2 separate regions of the Homo sapiens genome follow, and region 2 is linked to region 1. A link is a loop called in an ENCODE intact Hi-C map of the cell type or tissue named here. Cell type or tissue: MCF 10A. All regions are shown on one strand. Links, peaks and the distances in the headings refer to the core of each region. The heading gives the core; the rest is flanking DNA.

Evidence for each region. A loop is a pair of places that touch in the nucleus more often than their neighbours do. Peaks named below come from ENCODE experiments on the same cell type or tissue, not always from the same donor. Only the 100,000 strongest peaks of a DNase experiment are listed, where the experiment ranks them.
Region 2: a loop joins it to region 1, with 20 times the contacts of the local background. A loop is called at or near these places in 3 of 110 quality-filtered maps.

The regions. Positions count from the first base shown.
Region 1 is chrX:100,070,328-100,074,727 of GRCh38, forward strand. No RefSeq gene overlaps it. Among named protein-coding and RNA genes, the nearest start is that of PCDH19, 340 kb to the right of the region's middle. RefSeq lists an enhancer at 1-729. In MCF 10A, for the core only: a CTCF peak has its summit at 2,086; no DNase peak of the experiment used is centred there.
Region 2 is chrX:100,377,732-100,382,131 of GRCh38, forward strand. All of the region lies in intron 3 of PCDH19 (protocadherin 19), which reads right to left. Among named protein-coding and RNA genes, the nearest start is that of PCDH19, 30 kb to the right of the region's middle. In MCF 10A, for the core only: a CTCF peak has its summit at 1,864; DNase peaks (open chromatin) are centred at 1,830 and 4,080.

The DNA.
Region 1 (4,400 bases), core at 270-4,269:
TAGTTCAAACCAACAGTTTAAATCTGCGAACTGGGGTACTCAGGAAGGAAAAGCTGGAACTCAAGAGTCAATACAGAAGAACAGTTGTCAGCATTAGAATACTGTGTCACAGGTCCTGTAGGCCACTAGTCTGTATAGTACAGACAAATACAAAGTGACTTAAGAACACTATAGGAGCCCAGAGATCAGTGCTAGGCAATCGTTTCCTGAGTAGACCAGCAGGGAGAATAACAATCAAAAGCTTTAAAGGGGGATTGGTTTGGGAACTGAAACAAAGCTGAAACTACAGGGGGGTAATTCACTAGGCCACACTGGGGGAATCCCAGAAGGTAGAAGCAGAAAAAAATTGAGGTTTCTTTGGTAAGAACTAAGATAAAGGTGTGCTCTTTGATAAGAGAAAGTACTTTGCACATAGCAATAGACACGTACTATTCTGCTGTTTACTGTGAGTCAAGTACCATTATAGATACTTTATTTTGACAATAAGAAAACATTAGAATCCCAAGAGTCTTGTGTACCTTTATATAAGAAATTATCCAAGTTATACTCTCCAAGGGTGAAATTAAGGAATTAAACTGCCCAACAAACTACATGTTTTTTATTATGCCAACAGAGAAATGCTGAAAAAACAATTATTGCTAACAACATGGAAATCTAATCCACTAGAGAGTTCTCCATGTTTTATAGAACCTCAGAGCTAAAAGGAACCTGAAAGACCATCGAGGTCAATCTCCTATTAAATTCATGAAAGAACTCTACCACCACCCAGACCTCTGGTCATTTAGCATTTATTTAAACACTTCTATAGAACTGAGGCGCACATTAAATTTTCAAATTGTTTCAAGTTTTATATTTGAACCAAACTCTGCCCTCTGATACTTATTCATCTTTACGAGTTTGCATAGATGTGGATCCAAACAGCCACTAAAGAGAAATCTAAATCTAATCCTTCCCCCGTCTGAAAATCCTTGTCAGTAAAGGGCACTGACATTGCCTTGCCAACTGGTAAAGACTTTAACCTCCTACATCAAAGCTTTTCTTGATCATTCATATATTGTATAAGTGGTAAATATGGTCAAGTCCACATGAAAACCAACTTCTGCTACTGAAGTGGCACAGTTATTAGATTTAGAACTCTCTTCAGTGAAATATTATGTCTAATTCATTACCGTGTCCTGAATATCACCAGACCCTGGAACATATTAGATGATGAACACCTATTTTTGATTGAGGCAATGCAGTTTCAACAGAAGCAAAAATACATATATAATCAAAGGTCAAAACATGTTTTGACTACAGTACAAGGTAAACTAAGCTAAGATCCTAGAAGACAGGTTGTCCTATTATTTCCAAACTATTCCTGACTCATTAAGGGCAATATTTTAATTTATAATATCAGGCTTATACATGCTTTTTACTTTCTGTGTATATTTACACATTGCCTAAAAATCATTACACTAAATTGTTTTACAGAATTGTACAAATGTGTAGACAAACAAAATAAGAAAAATAAACTTTTAAGCATTTTTTAAATCTAAAGGGAAATAATATGATTCTTTTACAAATCGAATGTGATGTTTACTACAAAAGAAAAATGATGATGGTGGTGATGATGATGGTGATGATGATGATGATGATGATGATGATAGCAGCTAACATTTATTGAGCATTTGCTACATGCCAGATACTGCACTCTTACATACATTATTTCATTTAAGCCTCATGAGTCATATAGTATCATCTCTGTTTTAAAGACAGAAGATAATACAGTGTAGAGTTTATGTGACTTACCTAAAGTCACACAGCAAGTTTGGAGCTGGAATCAAACTCAGGTCTATCTACTCTTAACATGTGTTAATTATATCTTTGAAAACAAACCATAGCAAGAATCCTTAAGAACATGACTAGTGACTAGATCCACTTCCATCCTTGTTCTTATGTTCAATCCTTTAATGATTTCACCTTGTTTAAAGCTAGATTGTCTCCATGAATTTTTGTCTACTTAGGCCCTGTCAAAATTATATGCAGTAACCTTAGGAAGCCAAAAGAGGCACCACTTACCTAAAAATTGCTCCATTTAGGATAGGAAAGCAAATTACCTAATTACCAGGCTATATGCCACTTTCTAGAGTTGCTCTCCTTTCTCTTGCTGCAATAGAATGATAGATGGAAACTGGCCAAGAGAAAAATCACTGGTGATGAATTGTGGTCACAAGCCACATGAAACACATTTAAAAGTGTCTAGAAATAAAGTTGAGTTTGTTCCAGGTAGAAACACAGACACACCCAAAAACATCTGCACCAAACAATTCTATCACAGAACTGCCTATCCCAGAGACTAAGTTCAGTCCAGAGGTTTTGAAAGCAGTGAAAATGTGATCCAAGGAAGCAAGGTCAACCCCACAAAACATGTCATCACATTTGCTCCTTCAATATGTACCTATGCTTTTTCCTTTGGAGAAAGGAAACAAATAGCCAGAGAAGTATTGCAGTATTATATTTTCCTGTTAATGTATCTAACCAATACAGAAGTAACATGATGAGTGGTGTCAGCACAGGATTTGGAATTGGACAGGCATGGATTAAACTTTCCAGTTCTGCAATGGCCACTTATTATAACTTATATGATGAGTGGTGTCAGCACAGAATTTGGAATTGGACAGGCATGGATTAAACTTTCCAGTTCTGCAATGGCCACTTATTATAACTTATATGGTGAGTCAGCATTAGCTCTCTGATCCTCATCTGTAAAATGTATGTATTACATATAAATATTATATAATTATATGTGTATGTATATATACTTGTTATATTTATATACACACATACATGTATACACATCTTCATAGGTTATAAACATTAATAATATATAATAATAAAGTGCCTGCCATATAGTAGGTTCTTGATAGCAAATTTAGTGGGTATAAATTTTTCTCCACACACTTGTGCATATTAGAAACATCAATTTTTGTTTAACCTTAACCAAATTTTACTCTGAGCCCTCATTCTACTGGACCTGCAGTAAATTAAATGGCCTTCATTACTGTACATCCCAACAGTCTCCCATAGAGCAGAACATTGGGGAAGGTTGCTGATTATAGGTTTACACCAGGCACCACTTATAAATTCTCATTGGACTTTTAAAATTGGACCACTCAATAGCTTCTGTACAATCCTGGACATAGGAATTTTTGTGAAGAATAGGCCTCAGATTTAGCATCCTTAGGTATACCACACAGCCTTCTAGACACACACACACACACACACACACACACACACACACACACACAGCTCAAGCACTTCAGTTTTCTTGATAACCCAATCCACAATCCCCTAACTAGTTTCAAAGTCTGTTCCTTCACTATCCTGCTGCTTCTTCCAACCCACTTTCAAAGGCCTCGCTTCTGGACTTCTCCTTCCAGTTAAGCTCTCTGGAAAGTCTCTTGAGTTGAGGCTTTCCGAAAGCCAATCATCGTATTCATAAACTTGACAAGATAAACTACACGCCACCCCTAGGCAAAGCCACAGAATGTTCTATCTCCTAGAAATAAAAAAGAAAATACAACAAAAAATATATAACTATTTTTTGTTTCTTCTAGAAAATAAGAAAAATAAATAACCCACACTATTTTCAATGATCCTGCCCCACTGTTGTCATAGTATATCATCACCAGACCAAATGGCAAAGTAGGAGAAACGGGTCCTTCATTCTGATGTCTTCTCTTCTTCTCCTTTAGAGTCCTTCACTCCTAGGCAGGCACCCAAAGCCCTTATAGGTCTTGGTGCCACATCCATGCCTATGGATACCAACTCATCTTGGTTTGCCCAGGACTGATAAAACTGAAAGTCCTGCATCCCAGGAAACCCCCCAGTCTTAGGCAAAATGGGAAGATTAGTCACCCTAGGCATAACTTCCCTCCAGAGGTATCACTCCATCTAATGATCTTTGGTTCCACTGTTAAAATCCATGCTCTCTTTGCTAGCTAATCTGATAAATAAATTCAAAGTAAGGTATTAATGTATCACTTCTCCCAAAAAAATCAGCAATTTAGCTAGGATATACAAATCATAACATAGCTATATTAGGTGGTATGGCAGGGCTGATGCCAGAAAAATACCAAGGGGCCAAACATATTTTCAGAACACTTGAAATCTCACCACTTGGGTGCCACCTATTTGACCTATGGGTGGAGCTAACACATGAATCTAATTGAATTATTAGACTCTCAAACATCTTGCTTTAAAAAACAACCCAGGAACTTTTAAAAATAAAGTCAAATACCTCATGTTCTCACTTATAAGTGAGATCTCAAAAAGAATGTGCAATGATAAACATTGGAGAATTGGAAGGGGGAGGGTGGAAGGGAGGTAGATGATGAGAAATTACTTAATGGGTACAA
Region 2 (4,400 bases), core at 200-4,199, 310 kb after region 1:
TGAACACAACTTAACAAGCAGCAACTCATGTAAGGGAACCTAATACTCTACACGTTGTGGAGAGAAAAATCCTGAGAGGCAGTGAGGTGTAAGGGAATCTAATCTTCTGTGAATGGAAGGCAGCCAAATAGGGTTCGATGTGATTGGAAATCCAATGTACTGGTATAGAAGGAAATCCAATACGAAATAGTGGTGAAGAGGGAATAAGCGTTGGTGATTAACCAGACTGGTCACTGGAAATTTCCTTTGTTCCAAAAACACAAAACCAAGCTGGATAAATATTCAGCCCAGGATTTCAAGTCCATTGAGAAAGGGCAGAAATGACCCTGACTATACAAACACTATTCTTAAGTTGTTCATTTATACCACACAAACTAAGGAGTAGCCTGGGCTCAACTCCCAATCCTGCTCTCACCGTACAGAAGCCATCCAAGAGAAAGCGAGCTGGCAGTACCACTTGCTCCATCAGAAACAGTTACTGTGTTAAATGTCCTTTGTGTTTAGATTATTAGTGTTTTGCTGGCATGGAAATAAGAATGTGTCTATTGGGTTCTCCAGCTAACATGCAATCTGCCCACGTGGATCCTTGAGATAAGGGGGAACCCCAGAGCCCCAAAGGAAAAAGCTGAAAAGTATTTTATTGAGTAATCATTCTACTTTTAAAATAACCTGTTCGTCAATACGGTTCTTTTTCAAGCTCACTAACAGTAAGGAAATTTACATGAAAAATGGCCTTTAGGAGCCATCAGTATTATTTATGAGGAGCTATAACCGTGTCTGATGCTTTCCAATAGGCAGAATATGCTAAACTAAACCTTGCCTGTTCTTCATGTGTAGTTATTATGAGACTAGTTGGTTATAAAACACCCTGCACTTGTATTAACGTGCTAGCCAGTATAACCACCACAAGCCAAGCAATTCTTTCTGTCACTGGAACCGTCTGAACAAACTACAACAAAAGTCAGGTTAAGACATCAGAAGGAGATTAGCACTACGGGCAGATAAACCTGAAGTGTGTGGGCTTTTGTCAGAAGACTATACTAAGCTGCACACTTCTTCACTCCCTGCAGCTGGGCCATGGATGTCTTCTCTGATTATGTCATCGACACAAACAAGTCTCCCCTTTCGTCAGCACTGCCATACCAAGACATCTTTGGAGCAGCTTAAACTACAGCTCTCCTCTGCCTCTCACGTACCATTCACACAGCTGTCACAGACAAACATGGATCACTCTCTGCAGCCAGAGATGTGGGAGGCAGACAGGCCACAGCTGGATTCTCTGACCTTGGGCAGAGTAAAAAGGGCACACAGTTAAGAGGGGACAATCCTCTTTGGACTTCAGTAAGGGGAAAATTCAATGAAGAAGTCAGATTAGGGAAGAAGATGAATCTCCCCCTGGCCACATCATCTTCATTATTAGGACATGTCAGGAAGCAGGGCAGCTGCTATCAGGACAACAGCCCCGGGAAAGCAAAGAAGAAGAGGAACCCAGACTGTCTGCTTTGCTATTGGCAAAACGAGTCCTTCCCAAATGAGTCACGTAGGGCACCAACAACTCTGAGATCTGTCACATACACACACACACACACACACACACACACACACACACACACACACATTTCCTCCCAGCTCTCAGGAACACAACTTCTTTCCCTTTATCTAGACAGTAGCTTTTGCCCACCTTTATAAAATAGGTAAGGAATGGTTGCCCTTGATGGTACTATTACAAAGAGAAAACGCCAGGATGTATCCCTGCCTTTGAGGAATGTAAAGATGAAGAGATAAAGACAATGAAATTACGGTGGCCAAGTTGAATAAAGGCTGGCTTTTGATGCGTCTATACGCCCTCTGCTGACTGTCAGACAGAACGTCACAGAAAAAAAGTTGGAGCAGAAAGAGGGAAAAAGAAACAGATTGGAAGCAGAAAATAGGGAAGGAAAGACGCCTTTCTTCTCTGGAGACTGCTGTCTGTTTATCCAGAGGGAATATAAAGAGGAAGAGGCCCTTGACCTCCTATTTATCAAGAGTAGCCAAGAAAGAATATAAAATGATAAATATTGCCTTGACAGTACTCTGATTCTATGTTATAAATGTGACTAGATGAGCCTTGCATGCCCTAAAACACTATCTTACTGAGCTGCATCTGCACACCACCCATTGACATTGGTTGGGGGTGGGAGGTGGCATGGACTCAAAAGGGCCATCGAGCAGTAACTGGAGGAATGGATTTGAGCCACAAACCATCCATCTGAAGCTGGCTGCAGGCTGCTTCTTTCTTTACTTTGAAACAGATTCTTTTCATGGCTGCTTTTCTGAAATGAATTTGATTTTTTCAGAATTCATGGTAGACTCTGTGTGTTACCACAACCACCACCTCCTGCCTCAGCCTCTTTCCACTTTTTTAACGAATGGCTGTGTGTTGGATTCAAGACTTTGGCACTCAAATTCAGACCACCTTGGTGGGGGAGGGGTGGGAAATGGTTCCCTGAGATTAGGCCAAGAGTTTAATGTCAACAGCCAGCCGTCAACCATCTTCCTGTCCCCCACCTTTTTGCCTCACAGCTCCTGCTCACCCTTCAAGGGTCAGCTCAAATATTACTTCCCTTCCCCCAGACTAGGTTGAGTTTCCCCATTTTACTCTTTCATAATAATATGCTCTTTTCTTTCATAGCATTATAATTTTATATTGTTGGTGTTTTGTCCCCCCACCCCATGAAGGCAGGGGACTATGTCAGTTTTGCTGACCACTATTTAGCCATTATCTAGAACAACACAAAGAATGGCATAGATACTGGAAAAAAATAGCATAGAATGAAATAAATTAATATATCCATAGTAAAGCAAACTAAACTATTCAACAAAATGAGTTGCTAGTATTGAAATAACCCTTAAGAAAGCATTTTGAAACACTTCCTCCAAAGTCTCTGTTCTCTGATTCTTATTCCTCCCAAACACCCAGATATATTCAGTTACTTCAAAAGTGCTGGCAGAAATGTTATGCCACAGCCTGCTTTCTGCTTCAATCACCTTTAATTTTGTTTTCAAATTCCAAATCAAAACCCGTTTCCCTGCTACAACTTACCACTGCAAGTGCTTACGCTATGTTTATTTAATTTTGCAAACCAAGGAATCAATAAAACATTGTATTGATAATATAATTTCATTGAATCCTGCAAACAGGCCATCAGCGGATACTGAACCAATTAATATTGAATTCTATGTAGTCTCATTTGGTCTAATAGTCACATGTGATATTTACAAAGTCCATTATTCAGCAATAAAAAGTCCCAGGATTATTTGATCTATTTCTGACCTTTCTGGTTCTAAGCAATCTTCTTTTTTTGTCCACTTTGAAATATTACCTATAAAGCATTTTACAAAACTGTACTCTGTGAGCAACGTAGAAGGTCCAAGGCCAAAGATAAATATTAGTTGTAAACACCTCATCTTACTAGTAGGTGACTAAACATGTAATATTACCTAGCCTATGAATGTTCAACATTGATAAGAAAAAAACTGGAAGGTCTTGGCTTACTTGAATTTCACATACCTGACTTAAAGATGAGTTAGTGCAATCCACCAACAGAGACATTGAAAGTCTTCCCTATAGTATATGTCTGTGATAATGAAAGACAGTATAATATGACAAACTGAAACCCCAGTAAGACCAAGCCTCTTGTAGCCGTTGAAGATAGCTTTTTTCTCTGCTACTCAATGACAGGGAAATTAATTTCATTTGAGGTTAATGCTTACTTGATATGCTGTGGAGGGAATTTTTCTCCCCTTGGTTCTTTACTTACGCCAAGAGAAAGCACATCCCATGGAACATTTTAGGTAGACTGTAAAGGTTACTGGCACAATGAATATGATACACTTCTCTCTGCTACATCAATTATCAACCATTAAATTACCGTAGGCCTGAACAAAAAAGCAAGAACAAAGTAGGGAGATCTGTTTAGTGCAGAGAACCACTCCTAAAATTAATTTAAAAGAAACTGTCCACCTGAAATGAATCATTAGATAAGCCTTGTATTTTGCACATTTCACAATGGTTGGGATGATGTAATATGGGCAATTACACACAAGCAACTAGAAAGCTGTCGTCCAAAATAGCTGCAGCACAGCTGAGGTTTACTCTGGGTCTGTGGTTTATAGCAAAGCAACAACCTTCCCTACACACACAGCCACTACAAATTCAAAGGAAAACTGCATTTGGATATCATTTTAATTATACGTGCATGGATTACAACTCTATAAGCTAGAGAAGGAAAATAATCAGCCTGTACTGAAATGAACAGAAAATGGTTAGTACTCAACTGCTGACTATTGGGAACAATATCCAGTAATTTAAAAAAAAAAAAAGAAATAGACACAACCACCTACCTATTATTTTCTTGGCA